2 separate regions of the Homo sapiens genome follow, and region 1 is linked to region 2. Evidence: read pairs that join two places in POLR2A ChIA-PET (ENCODE). Cell type or tissue: GM12878. All regions are shown on one strand. Each heading gives the region's core, and the rest is flanking DNA. Links, peaks and the distances in the headings are about the cores only. Region 1 has its middle 32 kb from the start of SLC25A5-AS1. Region 2 overlaps SEPTIN6 (septin 6).

Region 1 (7,035 bases), core at 810-5,809, 190 kb before region 2:
AGGGAGCATGAGAGTTGGAAACACATCATTTTGCAAATATCATTATAAAGATTGGATGGGCCAGATGTGGTGGCTCACGCCTGTAATCCCAACCCTTTAGGAAGCTTAGGTGGGAGGATCACTTGAGGCCAGGGGTTCAAGACCAGCCTGGGCAACACAGCGAGACCCTGTCTCTACAAAAAATTAAGAAGATAAGCTGGGCACGGTGGTGCAAGCCTATAGTCTTAGCTACTCAGGAGGCTGAGGTGGGAAGATCACTTGAGACCAGGAGTTTGAGGCTCCAGTGAGCTATGATCGTGCCACTGCACTCCATCCTGGGGTACAGAATGAGACCCTGTCTCAAAAAGAAAAAAATATCGGATGAAACACAACATGCCAAAATCTGTGGGATACAGTAAGAGCAGTACTAAGAGGAAAGTTTGTACCAATAAGCAACTATATCAAGAAAATATAATGATTTCAAATAAACAACCCAACAATGCACCTCAAAAAACTAGAAAAGTGGCTGGGCGCAGTGGCTCACACCTGTAATCCCAGTACTTTGGGAGGCCGAGACGGGCAGATCAGGTCAGGAGATTAAGACCATCCTGGCTAACGCGGTGAAACCCCGTCTCTACTAAAAAAAATACAAAAAATTAGCCGGACGTGGTGGCGGGCGCCTGTAGTCCCAGCTACTTGGGAGGCTGAGGCAGGAGAATGGTGTGAACCCGGGAGGTGGAGATTGCAGTGAGCCGAGATCGTGCCACTGCACTCCAGCCTCGGCGACAGAGCGAGACTCTGTCTCAAAACAAAACAAAACAAAACAAAACAAAAACTAGAAAAGCAAGAACAAACCAAACCCAAAATTAGTAGAAGGAAAGAAGTAATAAAGGCCAGAGCAGAAATAAATACAATTGAGACTTAAAAAAATATACAAGATCAATGAAATGAAAAGTCAGTTTTCCACTAAAGAACTTATCCATGTAACCAAAAAACAACCTGTACCCCAGAAAACTACTGAAGTTTTTTTTAAGTTGGTTTTTGAAAAGATTTAAAGAAACAACAGGCCGGGGCGTGGTGGCTCATGCTTGTAATCCAAGCACTTTGGGAGGCCGAGGTGGGCGGATCACCTGAGGTCAGGAGCTCGAGACCAGCCTGACCCACGTGGTGAAACCCCATCTCTACTAAAAATAAAATAAAAATAAAAATTAGCCGGGCAGTAGTGGTGCGCGCCTGTAATCCCAGCTCCACTCGGGAGGCTGAGGCAGGAGAATCGCTTGAGCCCAGGAGGTGGAGGTTGCAGTGAGCCAAGATCATGCCATCTAAAAAAAATGCTGCGGGAATGTTCTTTAGAACATTTTTTTCCTCTCAAGTACAGGAGCTACTCTAGGGTCAGGTATTGCATTTAGCTTTTTTAAAAATCTGGAACAGGATATCTCTATTCTTAGGAAATATACACTGAAGTGTAGAGGTAAAGGACCATGATATATACAACTTATTCTCAAATGGTTCAGAAAAAGTGTGTGTGTTTATAGTATGCATATAAAATGTATATACATAATGTGTATATATTATGTGTATGTGTATATGTGTATATATAGTGTGTATGTATAAAATGTATATACATAATATGTGTGTGTATCTGTATGGAGAGAGAAAGAGCGAGAAAGAGAGAGAGAACCCAAATGATAAAGGAAATGAGATAAAATGTTAAAAGCAGATGAATCTGGGTAAAGATTATACAAGTGTTCCTCGTGCTCTTTTTATTTTTGCACATTTTGTAAATTTGAATTTTTTTTTATTTTTATTTTTTTGATGGAGTTTCACTCTGTTGCCCAGGCTGGAGTGCAGAGGTACAATCTTAGCTCACTGCAACCTCCGCCTCTCAGGTTCAAGTGATCCTCCTGCCGGCATCTTTTTTTTTTTTTTTTTTTTGGCATTTTTGGTAGAGACAGGGTTTTGCCATGTCAGCCAGGCTGGCCTTGAACTACTGAGCTCAGGCAATCCACCCACCTCGGCCTCCCAAAGTGCTGGGATTACAGACGTGAACCACCGCGCCCAGCCTGAAATTACTTCCAAATAAAGAGTTTTTTAAGTATAGGACAGGAGCGGTGGCTCACGCCTGTAGTCCCAGCACTTTGGGAGGCCAGGGCAGGGGGATCACAAGGTCAAGAGATCGAGACCATCCTGGCCAACATGGTGAAACCCCGTCTCTACTAAAAATGCAAAAATTAGCTGGGCATGGTGGCGCACGCCTGTAGTCCCAGCTACTCGGGAGGCTGAGGCAGGAGAATTGCATGAACCTGGGAGGCAGAGGTTGAAGTGAACTGAGATTGTGCCACTGCACTCCAGCCTGGCGATAGGGTGAGACTCTGTCCCAAAATAAATAAAAATAAATAAATAAAAATAAAATAAAAAAGTATGGCAAGACAGAGTACCAAGGATTGGGGAGGGAGTGGTGAGAAATGAAAGCAGCAGCTAGTTCTTGAAGAGACCTGCTCACCATGGTCAGAATCTGGACTTCGGGGCAGTAAAAGGTATATTCCCAAAGGAGTGAAAGGAGCCAGGCATGGTAGCTCATGCCTGTAATCCCAGCATTTTGGAAGGCCGAGGTAGGAAGATCTCTTGAGGCCAGGAGTTCAAGACCAGCCTGGGCAACATAGAGAGACCCCGTCTCTACAAAAAAAATACAAAAATTAGCCAGGTGTGGTGGCACGCACCTGTAGTCCCAGCTACTCTGGAAGCTGAGGTGAGAGGATCGATTGAGCCCAGGAAGTCAAGTTTCAGTGAGCCATGATCACGCCACTGCACTCCAGCCTGGGCAACAGAGCAAGACCCTGTCTCCAAAAAGCAAACACAGGACAAAAAACGAAAAGGGTGTAGGGGAAGGGGTTGACCTTGGAGGAAGTACCAGGATAGAGAAAAGATGGGCATTTTGCAGGCTGAGTAGAAGGATGCATGGTGGTCATCTTCTTAGCTCTGGTTATGTTTGAGCGACACATCATAGTACAGATACAAAGATGAATGAGGCACGGTGGGCTCTTCTCAAGAAGTCTGGTGGTGTCACATCCTGGAGAACTGGTTGCGGCAGTGTCCTGGAGATGTCAGAGGCGGCCACAGAAGGGCACGGGCTTCAATGTCACCTTGCAGGACTGGAGAGGGGTTGGTGCAAGCTATATCTTATAGGGGGCTGTCTCTCCAGCTGGCCTAGAGGATGGGGGTTAAGAAGAGACTTGAGTTTTGTAAGAGAAAAAGCCTCCCTCAGACTCTGAAGACGATCAGGATCCGCCCACCCAGAGGAAGAAATGCGTGGCTCTGTCAACTTTTCAGGTCATAGGTCTTGAGTGGGAGAATGGGAGCCCTTTTTCAACCCCACCCCCAAATTTCCTCTTGCCAGTTTCTTTCTCCCTCCTGGAAGGAAGCCTGGACACCACATTCTGGGAGATCATAACTCTCCCCCTGAGAGCTATTTGCTGGCTCTCCCCACAGAAAGACCTTGGGAGGGAAGCACAGTCACCTGTCATGGCAGGAGCTGGCAAGCTGAGACCTCTCCCTTCCACTGGCCCTGCCTTCTTCAGGGCCAGGCTTCCTCATGGGCTGTCCCTTCAGAACCCAGCCCACACCTTTTCAGGAAGCCACTCCCCACAAATCCCCTCTGGTCCTATGGACATGCGCATTACCCTTCTCTGGGCCTTCCCCTGACTTCCTCATTGGTGTCAATTTTTTTTTTTTTTTTTGAGACGGAGTGTTGCTCTTGTTGCCCAGCCTGGAGTGCAGTGGCGCGATCTCGGCTCACTGCAACCTCCACTTCCCAGGTTCAAGCAATTCTCCTGCCTCAGCCTCCTGAGTAGCTGGGATTACAGGCATGTGCCACAATGCCCAGCTAATTTTGTATTTTTAGTAGAGATGGGGTTTCACCATGTTGGTCAGACTGGTCTCAAACTCCTGACCTCAGGTATTCCGCCCGCTTTGGCCTCCCAAAGTGCTGGGATTACAGGCATGAGCCACCGCGCCCAGCCTCAAAACTTTCTTCTCAGTTCACATTCCTTCCTTTCTGCCAATGCCAGTAGGGTGAATCAGATAACCTAGAGTGGTGAGCTAGCTAATATGGCAGTGCTGTCCCCAGAAACTACTGGAATAAGGGGGAACATCAGGCACCTACAACCTGGAGAGAAAGACTTGTCAGGCAGGTCTGCTTCCTGCTGCCTTGGGCACTTCCTTCGGGACTGGTTTGTTGAGAGGGTTGAGAATGGATTGGAGGGGGGGGTGGGGATAGTGGGGGAACTAGAGGCAGGAAAGCTCATCAGGAGGCCTTGCTGCACTTCCACATAGATGGGGGCCTGACCTGAAGTAGTGACCGTGCATGGAGAGCGAGGTTGTTGAAGTGAAAACGTGAAGGCTAGAACAGGCCTGACTTGATGACTAGGCCTATGGGAGTGTGAGACGAGGGTGTGCCCAGATTTCCTGCTTGGCCAGGTAGGTGAGTGGCAGTGCCACTTATTGAGAAAGGGATCATCAGGCAGGACAAACTGTGAGTTTGAGGGGGAAGGAAAGGATGACAAGTTGTGTTGGGTAGATTCAATTTGAGTTGCCTATAGGATGTGTAAGTGGGGCTGTCCAGGAGGCACTTGGATGGGAGTGTGTGTGTTTCGAGCACAGAAGCAAAGTCTAGTCTGGAAACAAGAGTATTAATTTTCTCTCTCTCACTGTTTCTCTCTCCTTCACACACACACACACGTGTGCGCGCGCACACACACACACACGTGCAAACACCAGAACTTTCAAAGCTAGGTGCACTCACAGGGTCATTAAGCCCAGGACATGTTGACAAGGGTGTGGAGGTGTCATCCTCGGGGACATGCAGGGAGGGTTCCTGGACAGTGATTTTTACATCGCCTCCTTAATTGTCCATAACCATAACCATGATCCATAGCCATAAGGACAATAGGAATTGTGGTCCCCCAGAGATTTTTTTCCTACTGAAACTCCATAGTCACACCTCTTTGCAGACTTTATGGCAGGCCTTCCCTTTTTTCCAAACCCCTGTGAATAGTGTCAGACAGCATCTGCGGGAGGATGTGTGTGAATGCTGGGATGCAGGGGGCATGGCAGGGAGTGGAGCACTTGTAATTCTGTTGATGTTGGAGCCCTCCCCTTTCAGAGTGCATTGAGTCCTTAGTGTGTGCCCCCTCGCCCCGATCAATTCCCAATCCCTGTGTTGCAGAGAGGGCAGCACCACCTTCTCAGCCGCACAGGATATTCTCAGGCTGATGCCAAGAGCAAATCACTCCCAGCCAGCACACTTCTGCCAGCCTTGGTAGGCACAGCGTGTAGCAGTGCGCATGTGGGTGGGGACAGAGGTGACTTTTCTCATAGACTGGGAGAAAAAAAAAGGCATCTGAACTTCCTGGTTACAGAACATCCGGCTAGTAGAAACCTTTGTGTGTTTGTACGTGTCGGGCAGGGGGGGATTAGTGAGGTTCCCCTCCCCTCTAGTGTTAGCAATAATGAAGGACACTCTTTGTACAAGACGTCAAGATGAGAGCTTCCACACAGGACTCCACACTGTGCTTCTGTTTCACCAGGAAGAAATCTTGAATGTCAGCCAGGCTTGTACTCATCAATTCATTCAGCCAGTCTCTGAGGGCTGGTCCTTCTACTGAGTGCTGGCTAGGGTGGGGCTGAGGACTGTGCCCCTGGAGAGCTGCCAGCCTAGGTGCAAACACAGAACCTTCATTCATGCAGTGACATCACAGCAGCCCATCACAACACTGCCCCAACTGCATCAGAGCAGTTGCACCTGATAGGTTTCCCAGGGGTTACCTGAGGAGCAAAGCCAAGTGCGTGTGGCCCAAAGTAGACAGCATATAGGGCCTGCACGCTGAGGACTGCCCCAAATGCTGGCCCAGCTTTTTCCACCAGGGAGGGTCAGATTCCAAAGCCGACAGCCACTCAGCACGAGGCCCAGACCCAAATTCCACTGCCAGCCACTTCTACTGCTGAAAAGGAAATAGGGCCGAAAATGTAGACTTCAAGGGCAAACACTGGATCACCCTTGGGAGTAGCTTCCAGAGCTCTGAGTAACATCCTGGAGGCAGAAGAGAAATGTTTGCCCTGCCCCCCAGCCCACAGTCTCCAGCATCACCAGCCTTTCTGGAAAGCCTTCCGAAGTCAATTTCAGCCCAGCCAGGAGCAGGGCCAAGTTGACAGAGGGCTGAGCCAGAGCTCCCCTGCACTCACACCTTGATCTTTCTCTTCCTCTTAGACTTGAGTGCTTGCCAGGTGTGCATTCCAGAGTCAATGCAAGTGTCCCTGGCTCTCTTCCACCCCTTCCCAGGCAAAAAGAGGCCACCCACCCATGGAAAAGCCACTGTTGTCAATCTGTCGCCAGAACTCTCGCTCAAGGTGGCAGTGAGGCTTTGGTGCCAGCTAGGGTTTGCTTTGGAATCCAGGAGCTCCCATCAAAGGCGGTGGGCTATGGGGTCCTGAATGAATGGCAAAGGGGCATGGGAGTAGGGATGAGGGTCATTCAGGACTTGGAAATATAGTTGGCCCCGGGTATGTGCTGGAGCTGGCTCCCTCTGGCCCATGAGAGCCAGATGCTATATTTTCAGAAGTTTTGTGAGTCAGTCATTAAGCATAGCACTTATTTTAAAATATATAAAATTACAATTAAATAAATTATATTAAAAACTAAGGTAATCAATGTCCCAAAACTCATCATCTCCTAATCATTTTACTTTTTTTTTTTTTTTTTGAGATGGAGTTTCGCTCTTGTTGCCAGGCTGAAGTGCAATGGCACGATCTCAGCTCACCGCAACCTCTGCCTCCCGGGTTCAAGCGATTCTCCTGCCTTAGCTTTCCAAGTAGCTGGGATTACAGGCATGTGCCACCACGCCCGGCTAATTTTTTGTAGTTTTAGTAGAGACGGGGTTTCTCCATGTTGGTCTGGCTGATCTCGAACTCCCAACCTCAGGTGATCCACCCGCCTCGGCCTCCCAAAGTGCTGAGATTACAGGCGTGAGCCACCGCACCCGGCCTTCATTTTACTATTAC
Region 2 (7,035 bases), core at 800-5,799:
TATCAAGAACAAGTTATGGTGGTTCCAGCTGCGCATCTTTCTCTCATTGCTGTTACTGAAAATAAAGAGTCCCTTAAGCACCCGAGTAGGCCACCTCTGTCCCCCACTCCCCTTGGCCCCTCTTCCAACCTCTGTGATAGTAAGCAAGCCGTATTTGAGGCCTCTGGGAACTGAGGGTGCATCTGTGTCAATGGAGAATTTCCCGCCTCTGTTTCAAACCAGGGTGGCTAAATTAGTAGCTGTCATTCTAAAGAATAAAAGCAAAAAGTTTGAAACTCATTGCTGATGACTAGGCTGTCCCTAAACTTTCTCCTCTGGCCATTCCCATCCAAATACTAGGAAAGCGGCCAGGTACGGTGGCTCATGCCTGTAATCCCAGCACTTTGGGAGGCCAAGGCGGGCAGATTACTTGGGGCCAGGAATTCGAAACCAGCCTGGCCAACACTGGGAAAACCCGTCTCTACTGAAAATACAAAAATTAGCCAGGCTTGGTGGCTCATGCCTGTAGTCCCAGCCAGTTGGGAGGCTGAGGCAGGAGAATCGCTTGAACGCAGGAGGCGGAGGTTGCAATGAGCTGAGATCGCACAACTGCACTCCAGTCTGGGCAACAGAGGGAGACTCTGTCTCAAAACAAACAAACAAACAACAACAACAAAAATGCTAGGAAAGAAAAGAAACACTGAAACCGGACTCTCTTCAGTCACCTACTGGTGGGCCCAAGCTCTCACACCTCCCTTTTCTCCATTTCCACTCTCAGCCCTGAACACTGATGTCTGAAAGACCGTGCAAATCTCCAAGACTATGAATCATCGGTTCAGTGATACATGATGGAATATTAAGCAGCTGAGAAAAATGTTTTCTAAGAATATTTAATGACAAAAGGAAATGCTCACCAAAGGCAAACAACAACAGGAAAACCAACCTGTATACACAGGGTCATCCCAATGATGGGGGAAAATACACATTTTTTAAAAGATTAGAAGAACACATGCCAAAATAATGTCAGTGATTTCTTTTGGGTAGAGAGGTTGTAGGTGATGTTGCTTTTCTGGGTTTTCCAAATGTTCTACAATAGGCATATTTTACTTTTATAAACAGGGAAAATGTTACTTTTTTAAAAAAGATTCTATGATGATACTTTCCTGGGTAGGAAAGTGGCCTCAGGTATTTTAGAAAAATATTGAACTACAACCAAAAAGGTGCCTGACAATTTGGGTCATCAGAGCATTTAGCTTTCAGGCAGTTTTATTGTATATAAAACATTTATTTTACCAGAAATACAATAAAACCCTATTAGTCTCCTTATTATAACTTCTTTTTTTTTTTTTTTTTGAGACAGTGTCTCACTCTGTCAACCAGGCTGGAGTGCAGTGGCGCGATCTCAGCTCACTGCAACCTCTCCCTCCTGGTTTCAAGCGATTCTCCTGCCTCAGCTTCCTGAGTAGCTGGGATTACAGGTGTGTACCACCACACCCAGCTAATTTTTGTATTTTTAGTTTAGTAGAGATGGGGTTTCACCATGTTGGCCAGGCTGGTCTAGAACTCCTGACTTCAGGTGATCCACTCGCCTCGGCCTCCCAAAGTTCTGGGAATATAGGCGTGAGCCACTGTGCCCAGCCCCCTTATTATAACTTATTATTACATATTATATATATAACTTATTGTCATACAGTATAATTTCTTATTATAATGATTCATGTGAACCAGAAGTCAAATCATATATCCTGAAACATGTAGCAAAAAGTCTTGATGAAACAATCAGGTAGCTGATAGCTTCCTCTGCTGCCTCCAATGCTGCCAAGGATGCCGCTGTATTATGTCATAAGAACCACAAAAGCACTGATAAGTTCCCAGAGGTTTTTTTTTTTTTTTTTTTTTTCTGAGATGGAGTCTCACTCTGTCTCTCTCAGGCTGGAGTGCGGTGGCACGATCTCAGCTCATTGCAACCTCCGTCTCCAGGGTTCAAGTGATTCTCCTACCTCAGCCTCCCGAGTAGCTGGGATTACAGGCGCCCACCACCACATCCAGCTAATGTTTGTATTTTTAGAAGAGACGGGGTTTTGCCATATTGGCCAGGCTGGTCTCGAACTCCTAACCTCAGGTGATCCGCCCGCCTCAGTCTCCTAAAGTGCTGGGATTACAGGTGTGAGCCCCCGCACACAGCCAAGTTCCCACAGGTTTTAAAAACAATTCTCAAATGCATCCAACACATCAAATATCAGAATGTCCCTCATGCTAATTAAGCCAGGCTAAGAGGAAACTGAGTAGTAGCAATGCCCTATCCTGGGAAAGAGAAATGTGGGGGCTGTTCTAAGGAGAAATAAGGCCTGCAAAAGCTGGCAGCACCCCCAAGGGGCCTCAGAAATGCCCTTCAGTTGGGGAGCAGTTGTGCTGAAGAAGCACAAGACAGACTATCCTTACCAGACAGAGGAGGAGGCCCATTTTTGGCAAATCCAATAGATGAAACTGATTTTAATACACAAGATAAATTCCAGAGTGGCTTTTCATTCTATAAAAGGATTCACAGCAGGATTCCATTAAGTAGCCGGCTCTTCTACTGCATTGAAAGCAGGATTCAATAGACAAACATTCAGCTGTCATGTACCTTTATAGGAAGACAATAGCTATCTACACCTACATGGACAGGCAATATCTGAAGGGTTGTTTCTGTTCCACTTACCGAGAGCCTGCTGAGCTAAAAGCATAGATCGACCTTCCCTACGACTCTCTCCCCACCCAGCTCAAGGGGTCAAAGCAGGGAAGGGGTGGGGTTCAATTCTGCCACCTCATTCGGAAGCAGACGCAGGCAAGGACCTAAAAGAAATGAGGCTGGAGAAAAAGGAAACATAAGCACCATACAATGTTAGAGCTGGAAACGCCCTTAAAGATCACCTAATCCAGCCCTTTCGTTTCACAAAAGGGGAAACAGAGACTCACAGAGAGGAAGTGACTTGGCTCACGTCACAGACTGATTTAGTGACAGAGAATAGTGCTAGGATCCAGGCCCCTGTCGAGCCAACGGCCACTCTCAAATGGAAAAGCTGACTCAAGTGGCACATGTGTTTCTTTAGACTGGTAAAATTCCGGGACATTGAGCTTCTGGCTTGATGCTGGTCAGGGGCAGAAGGGTCAAGGAACCGAATCTGGAAACCCGTGAGCTCCCCAAGGTGGTTCTGGCCCACAGAAGGCAACTGAAGCAGTCAATGCGGTGGAAGGCACTCATTGTGTGTTCCTGCTCTCTACTCACTTCCCCACTTTTTCCTCCTGTTTCCCTCTCTTTTGACTGCGGCCTAAGTCTCAGCCTGGCCAGCTGCCCAGTTCTGCTGAAGAACCCCAAGACTAACACAAGCCTAAGTCTAGGTCAAATATCCCCACCTCAGGCCAGGGGTGACCCTTGCTCAGGGTGAGTGAAACTTTCCCACAAAAGCCAGCCAGATTCCCTGGAAGCCAGACAATTGAAAGAGAGTTTTCTAGGTGTTCTGGCTATTGTTACCTCCAATCTGCTAAAAAAGAAAAGGTTTACCCACAGGCCTCTGGGTGAATGCCCAACTGCCCTCTGGGGAGCCTGAATTTGCCTCTGCCTCCATCTGGTCTTGTTTAATGGGGATCTGAAAAAAACCCAGTTCCTGCCTCAGCGCCAGTGTTCAGAGCTGGGGGCCTCCAATGTGAAAGGAAACCGAACACGACCTCACACCTCATCAGGGCCAGGAAAACAGAGTTCTGCCCCGTTACCCCAGGGCCTTCATTCCGGGTCAGAGAGGGCCATGGCAGGGGAAACCTGAGCCCTGAGGCCTCTCGCTGAGAAGGCCTGCAGATCTTTTCCCTGGTCACCTTTAAGTGAGTGGAAGGGCCGGCTGAGAGCGCGCTGCATAATTCAGCAGATGGCTGCCTCTAATGAGAAGACACTGAAGAAGAGGATAACATTATTTCTCACCCTCCTGAGCATGTGGCCTCCTTCCTCTGTGCAGGCGGCAGAGAAACCCACGGTTTCAAATCCCAGCAGCAGAAGCCTCCTCCTGCCAAACTGAGGAGGAAGGGTCTGTGTTTCTAATTTATTCTGCGCCCCCCACTCCAGTTGTTACTTAAAATAATCCATCATTACATGGCTGGTGGCTCCAAGATTTTTATTTAAAGCAATATGGAGAAGAAAAAATAAAAAAGAAAACCCACACAACCCGTGACTGTGCTATATTGGATTTAAGCTGAGAATCTTTTTAATATCAGAGAGTCTCCGAATCACCCTAGTATACTCTTCCCTGGGCCCTATGGGAGTGCTGAGGGAGTGTAGTGAAAAGAGGGGGAAGAGAGGTCATGGCAGGATTTTGATGTCTTAGAAACATCATGAAAAGACAAGTGTTTTTAAACAAGGAATCTGTGTCATCTGGTGGGTGTTTAATCGTATCACCCACTGACCAGCAATAGCACTTCGGACTAAGTAACTTGGTCTCCCTACACCCATTAAATAAAGGGAACAGTAATACTTGTCCAGGAAGCCATTGGGGAAAATGAAATCATACAGATGGAAGCATTTCGAGATCGTTGAAAGAAACATGTTATATATATCCATGGCTTTCCTTCTTTCCTTCTTTTTCCTTCTTTCCTTCTTTCTTTCTTTCATCTGTCTTTTTTTTTTTTTCTTTTTTGAGACGGAGTCTCACTCTGTCGCCCAGGATGGAGTGCAGTGGCACAATCTCGGCTCACTGCAAGCTCCGCCTCCCGGGTTCACGCCATTCTCCTGTTTCAGCCTCCAGAGTAGCTGGGACTACAGGCACCCGCCACCACGCCCGGCTAATTTTTTAATTTTTAGTAGAGATGGGGTTTCACCGTGTTAGCCAGAATGGTCTGGATCTCCTAACCTCATGATCTGCCCGCCTCGGCCTCCCAAAGTGCTGGGATTACAGACGTGAGCCACCGCACCTGGCCTCATCTGTCTTGAATGTAGTTTTAATGTACATGCAACTAAAAGCCCTTCTCAATTGTTCATGCTAATATTAAACCATGGCTCTGATCATCCAAAAACCCAGGCAAGTCCAGAAATCAGCCCTACTTAGTTTGGGAATACCTTTTTCCAGAGGACTTATCTTCCTAATTGGCTTTGCTCAGGCTAATGCAATAGGTTTGCTCCCTTATAGCACACAAAGGCAGTGGCCATGCTTGGTAACAAAGCCAGCAATTAATAGAAAATTTACAGCAGAGACTCCACAAAGTAAATGCTATGCACATGACTGCAGATCAAAATCTCATTAGATGATACAGACAAATCACTCTGCTATAATGTAGTTTTGTATTAAGAACACCGCTAACACTCACATTTCCAGGATTTAGGATGTAAAAAGGAAACAGGGCTTATTCCTGCCTTTCATCTGGAAGCTGTGAGAGGGCAGAGTTCCTGCGTGCCTTGGCCACCACTATATCCTCAGCACCTGGCACGGGGCCTGGCCGATCAGTGCCCAGTGAATATGTGCTGAAGGAATGAATGAAAATAAAAGTGGGTGAATTGGCAAATGAAATGTTCCCAACCCAGTAGCAGATGTGAGATCTCACCCACCTTCACACCTACCCATTTCCTATTTGAAGCCCTCAGGAAGCCCTTCCTGTCACCCTCTGCCTCCATTCATTGCTGAGTTAGGTTCCCTTAGTAATGAAATCTCATGGCAGGCAGTCACTCTCCTGTGTAGCACTTATCACAAAGATAATTAGATAGTGATTTGTGTCTGCCTCCACCAGTTCCTTGAAAGAAGGGACCATGTGCATTTGGGGGACATTGTCATTCTGCCCGCTTTTTATTTTGAAAAATCCCAGGCCGGGCGCTGTGGCTCACACCTGTAATCCCAGGACTTTGAGAGGCCAAGGTGGGCAGATCACGAGGTCAGGAGTTCGAGACCAGCCTGGCCAACATGGTGAAACCCTGTTTCTACTAAAAATACAAAAATTAGCTGGGCACGGTGGTGCACACCTGTAATCCCAGCTACTCGGGAGGCTGAGGCAGGATAATTTCTTGAACCCAGGAGGCGGAGGTTGCAGTGAGCTGAGATCGCGCCACTGCATTCCAGCCTGGGCGACAGAACAAGACTCCATCTCGGGGAAAAAAAAAAAAAAAAGGAAAAGAAGAAAAGAAACATCCCAAACACACAGAGAAGTTAGAAAATAATGTAATGACTGTCCAAAAACCCCTCAAATTTAGAATCAACATTTTTAAATATTTAGGGCCATGTAAACTTTCTTCCGTGTTGTATCACCAATAGAGCTAGGTAATAGGGTTTTGTTTTCTATGTTTGAGGTACGATACTACCTTTAGTGGGTGGTGGTAGGAACGCCTGAAGCAGAGACCTCAAAGGGAATCAAAGGGTAACTGCCACGTGATGATAGCAAAACCAGAGTGCAGCAGCAATCTTTTCCCCACCTGAAGACAGTTGCTCTGAGACAGTTGACCCAGACCAACCCCAGCTAACTTTGTAGGGCAAAGTTAGCCCCTGAAAGTTCACTTGGGAGAATGACCACTACCTAGATTGCCACTAGAGAAAGCTTCATTGTTCACATTGTGGGACTAGTTCAAGCCAGAATCATCCAGATGCTCTTGGTATGGGCCGGCATTTACGGTCTGGATCCCAGAATGCAACATTGAAAGGAACAGCTCATTAAAAGAGCCAGCACATGCAGCTTTTGGGGCTTGCCCTGTGCCTTGGTTACCTTGGACAAGTCATGGAACCTCTCGAAATATATATTAATAGCAGCCCAAGCCACCTCATAGTCAGGGGGTGAGGTGGGGCATCACAAGGATCTTCTATAGTTCTTTAATTATTTCACAGTGTCCACAATTTGTCATTCCAACTAGACTATAAGCTTAAAAGCCACGAACTTTTTTTTGTTTTGTTTTTTGAGACGGATTCCCACTCTGTCGCCCAGGCTGGAGTGTAGTGGCACGATCTCGGCTCACTGCAAGTGCCGCCTCCCAGGTTCACACCCTCAGCCTCCACAGTAGCTGGGACTACAGGTGCCCGCCACCACGCCTGGCTAATTTTTTGTATTTTTAGT

Evidence for each region. Peaks named below come from ENCODE experiments on the same cell type or tissue, not always from the same donor. Only the 100,000 strongest peaks of a DNase experiment are listed, where the experiment ranks them.
Region 1: POLR2A ChIA-PET joins it to region 2 with 16 read pairs; 4 of 35 experiments call an interaction of 5 or more read pairs at or near these places.

The regions. Positions count from the first base shown.
Region 1 is chrX:119,497,530-119,504,564 of GRCh38, forward strand. No RefSeq gene overlaps it. Among named protein-coding and RNA genes, the nearest start is that of SLC25A5-AS1, 32 kb to the left of the region's middle. RefSeq lists an enhancer at 3,402-3,481 and a silencer at 5,937-6,231. In GM12878, for the core only: no CTCF peak of the experiment used is centred there; a DNase peak (open chromatin) is centred at 3,602.
Region 2 is chrX:119,682,626-119,689,660 of GRCh38, forward strand. All of the region lies in intron 1 of SEPTIN6 (septin 6), which reads right to left. Among named protein-coding and RNA genes, the nearest start is that of SEPTIN6, 7.0 kb to the right of the region's middle. RefSeq lists enhancers at 2,996-3,225, 3,496-3,545, 3,576-3,625. In GM12878, for the core only: no CTCF peak of the experiment used is centred there; DNase peaks (open chromatin) are centred at 2,884 and 3,646; H3K4me3 peaks cover 3,675 bases; H3K27ac peaks cover 4,868 bases.